Linked DNA regions of Homo sapiens: region 1 is linked to region 2. Evidence: chromatin contacts called from ENCODE Hi-C or POLR2A ChIA-PET data. All regions are on one chromosome and are shown on one strand. The core of a region is the stretch at or near the end of the contact, and the rest is flanking DNA. Distances in the headings are between cores, read along the strand shown. Region 1 holds the start of ORC2 (origin recognition complex subunit 2). Region 2 holds the start of C2orf69 (chromosome 2 open reading frame 69).

Region 1 (6,314 bases), core at 1,862-4,361, 1.1 Mb after region 2:
GTTTGTGAGGCACTGTATTAGGCACATTTATGTACACCAGCTCATTAAATCCTCAGATTCTCTGACTTAGGTATTTTGCATCTCTCTCTTTATATATATAATGTCCCCAACTTACAAATGAGTAAACTGAGGTCAACTCATTAAATATTAATAACTCATTGAATTATTAATGCAAATACACACAATTATAAATCTATTAGGGTTGAAATTCACTTCGGACTGATCCTAACTTCTTCTTTTTTTTTTCTAAGATGGAGTCTGGCTGTGTCCCAGGCTGGAGTGCAGAGGCTCAGTTTCAGCTCACTGCAACCTCCGCCTCCTGGGTTCAAGAGATCCTCCTGCCTCAGCCTCCCGAGTAGCTGGGACTACAGGTGTGCACCACCACACCCAGCTAATTTTTGCATTTTTAGTAGAGATGGGGTTTCACCATGTCGGCCAGGATGGTGTCGATCTCTTGAACTCGTGATTGGCCCACCTCAGCCTCCCAAAGTGTTGGGATTACAGGTGTAAGCCACTGCACCTGGCAGATTCCTAACTTCCTGACCACTCTATTACACCACATACCTCTCCTGCCATCAAATAAAAATGTTATCATAAATGCTTGGTTTTTTTGTTGTTTTGGGTTTTTTGTTTTTGTGGGGTTTGTTTTTTGAAACAGGGTCATTCAGCTCTGTCACCCAGGCTGGAGTGCAGTGGTGCGATCTCAGCTCACTGCAACATCTCACCTCAGCCTCCTGAACAGGTGGGACTACAGGCGTGCAATGCCAAGCCTTGCTAATTTTTGTATTTTTTTGTAGAGACGGGGTTTCCCCATGTTGCCCAGGCTGGCCTGAGCTCAAGCAATCTGCCCACCTCAGCCTCCCCAAGTGCTGGGACTGCAGGTGTGAACCACTGTGCTGGACGCTAAATGCTTGTTTTGACCTCTGAAAACCATTCATAATAGGTCTAATTATTTCTCTACATGTCAATTAGGGTTAGGGTATTCTATAGCAGGTAACTATAGAATGTCCAAACTGGAAAGTTTCTCTAACTTTCCAGTTCATTGGGTGAAACATCACTAGTTCTATCAAGCATACTTCAAAGAGCATGGCCAGAGTCAGCATAATCTACATTATTTTACTTAATTATACACTGCTGTGTACTACAAAGGATTTGAAGCAGTGACAATGAGCAAATGCAATAAAACAAATTATAATTTATAAATGCTAATAGGGAGTCTGCATCAGAAAAAATATAAAGGAAAGCAGAAAATAAAATCACACAATGAATTTTTGGCTCTGAGCTTCCTGGCAATCAAAGCAAAAAGCAAGTAAAGGTCGGTTACGTAATTCTTATTGGCAAAAGTTTAGTTGTTCTTGGGGATGTGGGGACAAGATTTTCTAGGAAAATTTAAAAACAAATATTCTAGGCAACTGAGTATTGTCCTAGGCAATTTCCCTATGGTATTCTACACAAGAATTGCCTGGAGAGAGGCAGCCTGAGACTTGTTTGTAGCCAAGTGCATTTATACAAACATTTCCTTTTCTAATTTTGGAGCATCTTATTAAATAGTACAAAATCACCAAATTAAAGAAAATGTCTACAAAGACCTCATGAGAAACGTTTCCTTCTTTGCTTTCCAACAGTTCCTGAAAAACAAACGAACAAAAAAACCTAACAATCACACAATAAAATGCAATATTTAGTGACCATTATGACCCCTCAAGGCACTGCCTTGGTGCTTATAGGCCAACCCCTTTCAAGGAGTTACTTCAAGGCAATTCTGCAGCACCAAGTGTTAGCATTGCACCAAGTGGTAGCAACACACTCTCCTTTGAAAACAAATAAAAGATTTGCTGTAATTTTTAAAAACATAATCCTTTGAAAAAGAAGGTTGGATAGATTAGTGGTTAAACACCAATTTTAATATTGGAGAAACCTGAGTTCCAATCTCCACTCCATACTTTATAACTGTGTGACTTTGTCCAAAGTCCTGACGATTAAATGAAATGATGTGCCTGATATATAAAAGAGCATCACTGAATGCTCCCAATTATCGGTATTTTTACTTTAACCTTTTTCTTTTTTAGCTCCTTACTGCAGTGCACTGAGATATTTTTACTTTAAACTTCAACTTAACCATGCAGATCTCTTGTACATCTCTAACTCATTCAACATCTAACAGAAAAACTGCTCAATAAGTGATGATGTCCGTTTAACGTGCAGTGCCCTTATATAACGGTGTAGGGCCGTGCTATTTTTCTTCAGATTGCAATTTAACTGCGGGAAAGTGTAATGATTCTATTAGGATTTCAATTGTAAAATGAAAAGTAACGTCTCAACATCTTTTTAATTAAAAAGCTCTACCAAAAGAGCCTGGCTTATCAACATTTTACAGCCAAGCATGGCTCCAAGGTGACCGATCAGTTAGCTGGCAGGACACATTGGTGCCTCCAGGCTGGGATGACATCAAAGGTTCTAGCTACAGTGGTTCTGGGACGCGATCTCTTCCTCTTCATACCTCACAGGGCACTTTACCACTGTCGTTACACATCTTCACAGTTCTCCTTTTCCAACCAGAGGGCTTCGTAAGCTGGGAATCAGGTAGGTTAGTATCAGGCGTCCCTTGCACAAAAGGCCTATAACTGCGGGGCAGACTAACGAAAGGTCCTCCCAGAGTGAGCCTCTCACCTCAAGTCTTAAAGGACTTTGGCCTGCGCCTCCAGCCTCTGGCCAGTTGGCTGCGCTCCACCAGTAAGGGTTCTCGAGCCCCCGGGCAGCCTGCGGGGGGCAGCGAGGCGCAAAGACCATGCCCCAAGTGCCGAGGGAAAGTCCTGAGATGCGCGACTTGGGACGCTAGGGGCCAAGCTCCGACGCGGGGCTGGGTGCACCTGGACGCACCTCACACGCCGCGAGCTAAGCAGAAAAGGGAGGCAGGCTGCCCCGACACCCCACTACTCACCGCTAGGTTTCCGTCTGGCGCCGATCCGGCTGCGTCACGCCGGCCGAACGACACCCCGCTGAGTCGCCGCCGCAGGGAAGGTACCTTCGGCCCCAACGGGAAAAGCCAATTTCCAGTAATTCGCGCCCGACCACCGGGGAGGTAAGGAGCACCGGAGGCCAGCTGGGGGATGGGAAGCCTGCGTGCGGCACACCGAATCTCCCGCCCTGTTCAGGGGGCGGTGCCCGAGGAAGCCAATAGGAAGAGGAGTCGGCCAAGAGCGACGGCTCTGCCGTCCAGTCGGCGCCGGCCATTCGGCCCCGCCCATCAGGAAACCTGAGGAAAACGGATTCTTGGGCCCTGAGTTGTGGGCCTTACCTTTCCTTTCTTCTTTCCGTTTCCGGGGAAGGGAAAAGGAAGTGTTGTTTGGATCTGAGGAAGTTTGCACAGTAGCTGGCTGAGTGGTAGCTGTTTGTCTTGTAGCAATCTTTAAAAAGTGTTCTTTGGGGTCGGGCGCAGTGTCTCACGCCTCTAATCCCAGCACCTTGGGAGGCCGAGGCGGGCGAATCACCTGAGGTCGGGAGCTCGAGACCAGTCTGACCGACATGGAGAAACCCCGTCTCTCCTAAAAATACAAAATTAGCCGGGCGTGGTGGCGCATGCCTGTAATACTAGCTACTCGGGAGGCTGAGGCAGGAGAAACGCTTGAACCCGGGAGGCGGACGTTGCAGTGAGCCGAGATCGAGCCATTGCATTCCAGCCTGGGCAACAAGAGCGAAACTCCGTCTCAAAAAAAAAAAAAAAAAAAAAAAAAAGTGTTCATTGGTTTCCCAGCTACCTTTTGAAGAAAAAGGTAATGGAAATTGATTCGCATTTCTTTTTTAAAGATTTTCTTCATTTGGCGTGAAAGGTAGGATCTTGTACATCTCCAGGGTTTGGGGTAGGGAGAAGAAGAGACGTTAGGAGAAGCACTGAATATGGAGATGGGATCGGACGGCTAGTGGGATGAAGAGGCTGGGGAAATAGAATGAATAGACAGAGAAAATGATTGACTTCAACTATCCAAAATATAAAAAAGACAAGACAGAGAAAATGAGGAAGAAAAGGAATGAACCTGGATGGGATCCATACAGTATTAAGAACAGGGTATTGTTTCATTTGGATTCACTTACTCAAAACAAAACTACAGAGTACTCTGCGAACAGAAGATAAGTATTCATTATCGAGCGAGACAACTACGATCTCTGCATTCACTGTAGTTACCTAGCACGTGAAGATATTGAACGGACAATATTGAGAAAAATACCATGATATGGGAAGTGCATTGGAGCACATGGTAGGAGTAGCTAATTAAAAGCCCAGAAGGAGTCAGGAACAATTTTCTAGGAGGAAGAGATGTTTAAACTGAAACCCCTGTGTTGAATAGATTTAAAACAGGCCAAGAGGGGTAAAATTTTCCAGGTAGAAGGTCCAAATCCGTGTAACAGCTGTGTAAAATGCCAAGCATTGGGTCTGTTATTATGAAGGGCTTAGTTGGCCCTTAGGGCACTGGTCAGATTTGTATTGAAAGATCTTTGGATAAAGGAGGTAGGATTGGGAGGGAAGATATAGAGTCACAAGATTTGGGAGCTGTTTAGGAAATCCAGTTGAGAAAGAAATGATCATAGCCTTGATACCTCATTATTCCATTTTGGCTAGGTGGAGTTAAGAAAATGGAAGAGAAAGGCAATTTTTTGTGCATTATAAATAAGAATTTGGGGAGTGACTAGAGACAGAAGATAAAGAGAACATAGCTCAACAGTTAACAATGATGTGTTTGAAGAGTGTTTAAAAATGTGAAGATGACTAGCCCAGCACACACACCTGTAATCCCAGCTACTTGTGAGGCTGAGAAAAGGAAGATTGTTTGCATCCCAGAGTTCCAGGATGCAGTGAGCAGTGATCTCACTTGTGAATAGCCACTGCACTCCAGCCTGGGCAACACATCGAGACCCCATTTCTTAAAAAAGAAAAGAAATTTGAAAAAAAGATGAAGATCTAGGAATGTTGAATAGATATGTTCAACTTATGTGTGTTTTTTATATATATAATTTTTTTTTTTTGAGATGCAGTCTCCCTCTGCCGCCCAGGCTGGAGTGCAGTGGCAACATTACTGTTCACTGCAGCCTCGACTATCTGCTCTCAACCAAACCTCCCACCTCAGCTTCCTGAGTAGCTGTGACTGCAGGCGCACACCACCATACCCGGCTAATTTTTGTATTTTTTGTAGAGTGGGGGTTTCACCATATTGCTCTGGCTGGTCTCCAACTCCAGAGCTCAAGTGATCCACTCATCTCGGCCTCCAAAAGTGTTGGGATTACAGGTGTGAGCCACTGCACCTGGCTGTTTTTTTATATTTCTATGATGTCAGTAAACTCCCCTTCATTCCTCTCCTTCTCACATCTTGAAAAAAGGCTTCTACAGACCACAGAGGCCTTGGTGTGAGTGGTGGGTTTGGATGTAGTTTTTATGGTATATGTGTGGAAAATAGAGGGAAGGAGCTGAGTTTTGCTTTTAGGTTGACACTAAGATAAAAACAAAGAGCCATACCTTCAGAATGGAGACACAGGATTTAGGAGCAGCAGGAAGCTGAAGTCAGAGGGGACCATAAAATGGCAACTCCCCATGTATTCACGGAAATTTTGCGCAGGGCAAGTAGACTGTTCCAAAGGGGGAAATAGAAGCTCAATACTATAAGAGTAGAGGCACAAGCAGCTAATTGGGTAATAGTTTGAAATTTAGGGACTGGCTTTTAAAAATCTAATCTATGAAACAGGGTGAATTGAAGACTTTTTAAATACCAGTAAAATAATAATCAGAATTTTTTATTGAAGTTAGTAAACATAAAATTAACAGAATAGAAAAACAGGTTAACATAAGTTGGTTAGCTGGAATCCAGGCCTGAAAGGGGGAAGCCAGTAAGAAGCCTATTCCTTTCACAGAACTCCAGGTGGTAGTCTCAGGAATACGTTAAAAGCAGCATGGGTCTGGTGCGGTGGCTCATGCCTATAATCCCAGCACTTTGGGAGGCCGAGGCAGGTGGATCACTTGAGGTCAGGAGTGCAAGACCAGCCTGACCAACATGGTGAAACTCCGTTTCTACTAAGAATACAAAATTAGCTGGGCTTGGTGGTGCATGCCTGTAACCTGAGCTACTTGGGAGGCCGAGGCAGGAGAATTGCTTAAACCCGGGAGGCGGTGTCTGCGGTGAGCCGAGATCATGCCATTGCACTACAGCCTGGGCAACTATAGCGAAACTCTGTCTCAAAAAAAGAAAGAAAAAGAAAAAAAGCATGAAGCTGAGACTGGAGGATTGGTTGGAAAAAAAAATGGAGTATGAAGCTGAGACTGAAGA
Region 2 (5,933 bases), core at 1,001-3,500:
CAAGGGGACCTGTGAGAAGGAATTGCAACGGCAATGACTTGCCATAAATGACATACATACCTCAGCTAATCAATTGAGAGCTGTTACTTTCTCTGGAGGTGTCTCCTACAGGGCTGTACAAATCCCTTGACTGTAAGGAAACATTTGTGCTTACTTTAGTCTGTTTCTTTACTCTACTCTTTAAATTCTTACTTGTATTTCTCAAAGACCTTAATTATCTTAGCGATACTGAGACAACTTTGTGGCATTTAATATTTGCTACAATTTTCCTTATAAAACACATTCTCCACTCTCTTCAATAAGAATAGATTTCATTAAGGCAGGGCATGGTGGCTCCTGCCTGTAATCCCAGCACTTTGGGAGGCCGAGGCGGGTAGATCACCTGAAGTAAGGAGTTCGCAACCAGCATGGTCAACATGGAGAAACCCTGTCTCTATTAAAAAAATACAAAAATTAGCCGGGCGTGGTGGCACATGCCTGTGATCTCAGCTACTAGGGAGGCTGAGGCAAGTGAATCGCTTGAATCTGGGGGGCAGAGATTGCAGTGAGCCGAGATTGTGCCACTGCACTCCAGCCTGGGTGACAAAGCAAGATCTTGTCTTAAAAAAATAAACTTAAAAATAAAAATAGATTTCATTATAAGGTCAAGCTAAAAACAAGACCACAAATCAAAAGCTGCATTTGCAATTCATGTACATGTTTGGACTTTTAGATAACATTTCAGCAATCCTCTATCTAACAATGGAAAGTAACATGTTTGCAATTGGCAAAACAGAGTGACGTCAGGTTGCCTAAATGTCATTATATACTAATTATTGTATAACTAACCTCTACTTGTTTTTAACCAGTTATTTTAGAAAGCGGCAGATTTCCTTAGTAATTAATTGAATAATTTTTGATTGATAACAATATTTTGATGTCAGATGGAATGCAACAATTTAGACCAGAGTAGGTTAGCATACTAAGTCACCAAGTCTATACATATATATAAATCATATTTTATCATTTGCTCATTTATGTTCCTACTCCAAGCCATTTGTTATTATTTGCATATGTAGACCAAAGAAAACAGTATGTGTGCTTAAATACACATATATAAACTCCGAACAATTATATATAAAGTGCTTAGATTTCTGGCCTATAGTAAACCCTCAACAAATGTTGGCTGTAGTTTTTTGTAATTTTCATTAATTATTCTCTTTACAGTGCTTTGTCTCACAAGTACTTGGATCTCATCCTCGCTCGCACACATTTCCCTGTTTTGTTTGTTTTTGGTTTATTTTTTGAGACAGGGTCTGCTTCTGTTGCCCAGGCTGGAGTGCAGTGGTGGGATCACAACTCATTGCAGCATACAACTCCTGGGCTCAAGCGATCCAATCTCCCATCTCAGCCCTCCCAGTAGCTTGGACTATAGGCATGCACCACCACGCCCGGCTAATTAAAAAAAAAAATTTAGTAGAGACAAGGCCTCCCTATGTTGCCCAGGCTGGTTTCAAACTGCTGGACTCAAGTGATCCTCCGCCTCGGCCTCCCACAGTGCTGGGAGTACAGGCCTGAGCATACATTTCGCCAAATCTTATTCCTACTCAACTGGCCACAGATAGTTGCTGGACACACATGACTTTCCTACACTGTTTAGTTTTTGAAAACCTCCAAATAGCAAAACACCAAGTAAAGCGTACTGCCTCGCCCCGTTTTTTTCCTGTCCTAGATCATGTACCCTGTTCCCAAACAGAGATGAATTAGCTTCATATCTAACCACAAATTCTCCATGAGCACAGAGATCTTCGTATATCTATAATAATTGTACTCAGGAAACTCAAGGTATGAGGAGAGAGATTCCCTTCCTTCGGGGCTTGTAGGAGACTTCCCACGGAATCTTCTTTGGGAATGTCTCCCTTTTAAGCCCTGAAAGACCAGATAAATCTCAGGTGAACCTAGAGAAACAGGGAGCTTCGTATACTCAAAAGTCTATACATTACGTATTATTGAACGGCGACCTGCGGCCGCCCCTGCTGCTGCGCATGCTCCATAACTGCCGCTTGCTATAGCTGGGAGTACTGTATTATCTCTTTGCTCTTCGCCGGCTCTTCCCCAGACTTCTGTTCGAACTTCCCGGCCGCGGCAGAACCCACCAATCACAAACGCCCTTCCTCAAGCCACGCCCACCGTCTTCTCCGGGATCCCAAGACCGATTTCGCCCACACCCCTCCCTTCCTTTCCTTACGCACGCTGCGCGCGGACGTCGGCCTCTGACGTCGTCGCCTCAGCGCCGGCTCCCGGCCGGGCCGCGGCCGCCGACCGTTGAGCCGCCGGCTGAGCCGCCTGCTGAAGTCCCTCCCTCAGGAACCCCTCCGCCACCCTCCACCTCCGAACCGCTCTCGCGGCGGCGACCCATGTGGGGGTTCAGGCTCCTGCGGTCGCCGCCGTTGCTGCTCCTGCTGCCGCAGCTCGGAATCGGAAACGCCTCGTCCTGCTCTCAGGCCAGAACCATGAACCCGGGCGGCAGCGGCGGCGCGCGATGCTCCCTCTCGGCCGAGGTGCGCCGCCGTCAGTGCCTGCAGCTTTCCACCGTGCCTGGAGCCGATCCGCAGCGCAGCAACGAATTGCTCCTGTTGGCGGCGGCCGGGGAGGGACTGGAGCGGCAGGACCTCCCCGGGGACCCAGCGAAGGAGGAGCCGCAGCCGCCGCCCCAGCATCACGTCCTCTATTTCCCTGGGGATGTGCAGGTAACTCGGGGCCTGCCTGGGTATCTGTTCCTTCCTCTCGTGTATACGTACGCGGTCACTGATTCTTCCCTCGTGGCTGCTGCCTGGTTCCTTTCCTTGCCTGAACACACCCACACATTCACTGAGGGTGGCTCTTCCTCTACTCCACGAAATCCAAAACCGTGCCTTCCACGCCCTTGGCGCCCTTTGTCCATAGAACCCCATGGGGAAGGTGTCCGACGAGGGCTACGATCTCGAAAGAGCCAGCTGTCGGTCCAGGTTTCCAAGAGGCGGAATTTGAGACAGGGAGTGACACGCATCTTGTATATTTATTCTATAATTTGGTTTCTCAGAGGACCGTGTGTGTGTGTTGGGCAGGGGACAGAGCGATGGCTTTCAAATTAAGTTAGCACGTAGTGTTTAGAAAACGGTGGCAGTAATTAAAAACCAAACAAACATTACAAAGGTATGACATCCAGTAACCCTAAAAAAGAGTGGGGATGGGTGGAAGAAAAGGGACAATAATTATTAAGCATGTCAATGTTTTGATGCTCACCTCTTTTGTACTTTTGCTTTTGCATGTTATGTTTATTATTTTATAGCTGCAGGTAAATATCCGTGGTTATGTTGCCCTGAAAACTGGGTCTTAATCTAACGTTGCATTATCTAATATGGTAGCCATTAGCCATATATGGCTATCTGAATTAATTAAAATTAAATAAAACTAAAAATCCAGTTATTCATATTAGCTGCATTTCAAGTGCTCAGTAGCTACAGATGGCTTGCGTGTGCTGTATTGGACAGCACAGATATATAGCATTATCATAGAAAATAATCCATCATCATAGAAAGTTCTAGACAGGTAAAGCTAGACTATAGCTAGGTATGTTTCTCTTTTTTGTTTTTTTGAGACGGAGTCTTGCTTAGTTGCCCAGGCTGGAGTGCAGTGGCGCAGTCTCGACTCACTGCAACCTCCGCCTCCCGGGCTCAAGTGATTCTCGTGCCTCAGCCTCCCGAGTAGCTGGGATTACAGGCATGCGCTACCACACTGAGCTAATTTTTGTATTTTTAGTAGAGATGGGGTTCCACCATGTTGGACAGGCTGGTCTCGAACTTCTGACTTCAAGTGATCTGCCCACCTTGGCCTCTGAAAGTGCTGGGATTATAGGTGTGAGCCACCGCGCCCGGCCTACATGTGTTTCTTATACTATGAAACTACATTAGTTTATTTTCAAAATTGGTGCCTTAAAATGACATACTTAGAAACTGTGCTCTGAGTCAGATAATGATTAAGATATAGATATAGATATATAGATATAGATATAGATATTCTCTTTTTTTTTCCAGTTTTTATTAGCAGTCAACTAAACCAGTTATTTTGAGGGCAAAAGAAAATAATATATATTATTTTATATATATATTATATATAAAATTATATATATTATATATAATATATAATATATTATATATAATATATATTATAATATATATAATATATATTATATAAAATATATTCTATAGAATATATATTCTATTATATAATATATATTCTATTATAATATATATTATATATAATATATATTCTATTATAATATATATTATATATAATATATTCTATTATGATATATATTATATATAATAACATATATTATATATAATATATATTCTATTATATAAAATATATATTATATAAAATATATATTCTATTATATAAAATATATATTATATAAAATATATATTATATTATATAAAATATATATTATACTATATATAAAATATACTATATAATATATATAAAATATATATATATTTTTATAATATGTATTATTTTCTTTTGCCCTCAAAATAATTGACTGGTTTAGTTGACTGCTAATAAAAACTGGAGAAAAAAAAAGAGAATAAAGAAAAAAACAACTACTACTTAGATTTAAGAGAAAAAAAAGCCACTTACTTACTTGGTGCCCTTGTGGCTCAGATTGGGAAAATAACATGTGACATTTCCGACTATGACTGCCAGAATAATTTTGTGGAACAATTACTGCATGCATTCCTAAAATAATGATGATGATAATGATTACATTTATTGAGCACCTCCTAAGTGTTTTTAAAGTGTGCCAGCCAGGATATATAGTACAAGTCTTCAGAGGAAGTCTAAAAAGTCTTACATACAGTTTGAGGCCAGATTGCCTGGGTTTGAACCCTGATTTAGAACTTTTTAGGTATAAAGTCCCTGGACAATTGTTACATCTCTCTGTGTTTCAGCTACTTCAACTACAAAATAAGAATAATAGTTTATAAGGTGTCAATGGAGATTAAATGTGTGGATACTAAATGAGTTCTGGTCCCTTCTTATCTCTCTGGTGACTTTAAAAATTATTGGAGTATCCTAGTCGTCTGTTCTTCCATGTTTCCTCTGTCTGTGTTCACTCCCTTCAGTCTCATGGCTTTACTCACTACCTGTACACTGACACCCCTCAACATTTATGTATCTAGCCTACACATATTCCCCAAACTTTAGGCCAACCAATTATATGCACGATTATTTCCTTTTGGATATTTAATAGATATCCTAAACCTAAAATCTCTGGATCTTTACCCCTATGCAGTCTTCCTCATGTCATTAATGGAAACTTTACCTTCTTAGTTGCTCAAGATAGAAATCTTGAAGTCATCCATTAGAACTGTCTTTCATACCTCATTTCATCAAATCTAGTGGTTTTACCTTTTCAGTGTATCTAAAGTAATCAGAATAACCATTGAAAAATGTAAGTCAAATCATTCCACGTCTGCTCAAAACTGTGCAGTCACTTCCCATGTCACTCAGAGTAAGAGCCAGAGTCCTTCCTGTTAATATCCTGTCCTGCAAGGCTTTTCATTATTTCTATCTTTTCCCACCCTGTTACCTATCTGACTTGGTCTCCTTTTTCTGTTTACTCTTCTCCAGCCTCTCTGGCTTTCTTGGTGTTGCTCAAACATGTCAGGCACACTATACCTAAAAAGCTTTCTGTATACTGCCTGGAACAGCCTTCCAAGTAGATGACTTGTAGGTTTATTACCTCACCTCTTCCAGGTCTGCTCAAGACTCTGCCTCTCTGAGGCCTTTTCTGACCATCCTGTTTAATAATCATAGTATATATAGGCTTCCTATCAACTTTTCTTCTTTATTATTACCCATTGCATTTACTATACTAGTTTTCGTTTTGAGTTTTGTTTGCCTTCTGCCAC

The links. Hi-C counts contacts between places; a loop is a spot of excess contacts on that map. ChIA-PET counts read pairs that join two places held with the same protein, here RNA polymerase II (POLR2A). Pooled maps may share reads with other maps.
Region 1: a loop to region 2 is called in a map of naive thymus-derived CD4-positive, alpha-beta T cell, with 20 times the contacts of the local background. The contact joins the promoter of ORC2 here to the promoter of C2orf69 in region 2. A Hi-C loop is called at or near these places in 1 of 168 maps with a recorded cell type or tissue (naive thymus-derived CD4-positive, alpha-beta T cell) and 6 of 50 pooled maps. POLR2A ChIA-PET finds 5 or more read pairs at or near these places in 2 of 52 experiments (Caco-2 and H1).

What each region holds. Positions count from the first base shown.
Region 1 is chr2:200,960,549-200,966,862 of GRCh38, forward strand. ORC2 (origin recognition complex subunit 2) reads right to left here and starts at 3,112. Exons shown (of 18, transcript NM_006190.5): 1 at 2,942-3,112. It overlaps LOC105373835 (a long non-coding RNA gene), which reads left to right and starts at 2,884. Exons shown (of 3, transcript NR_187976.1): 1 at 2,884-3,082. RefSeq lists an enhancer at 2,345-2,414 and a silencer at 3,123-3,521.
Region 2 is chr2:199,909,043-199,914,975 of GRCh38, forward strand. It overlaps C2orf69 (chromosome 2 open reading frame 69), which reads left to right and starts at 2,251. Exons shown (of 2, transcript NM_153689.6): 1 at 2,251-2,729. The coding sequence starts at 2,397. LOC101927687 (a long non-coding RNA gene) reads right to left here and starts at 2,104. Exons shown (of 4, transcript XR_923766.4): 1 at 1,983-2,104; 2 at 61-130. RefSeq lists an enhancer at 2,383-2,572.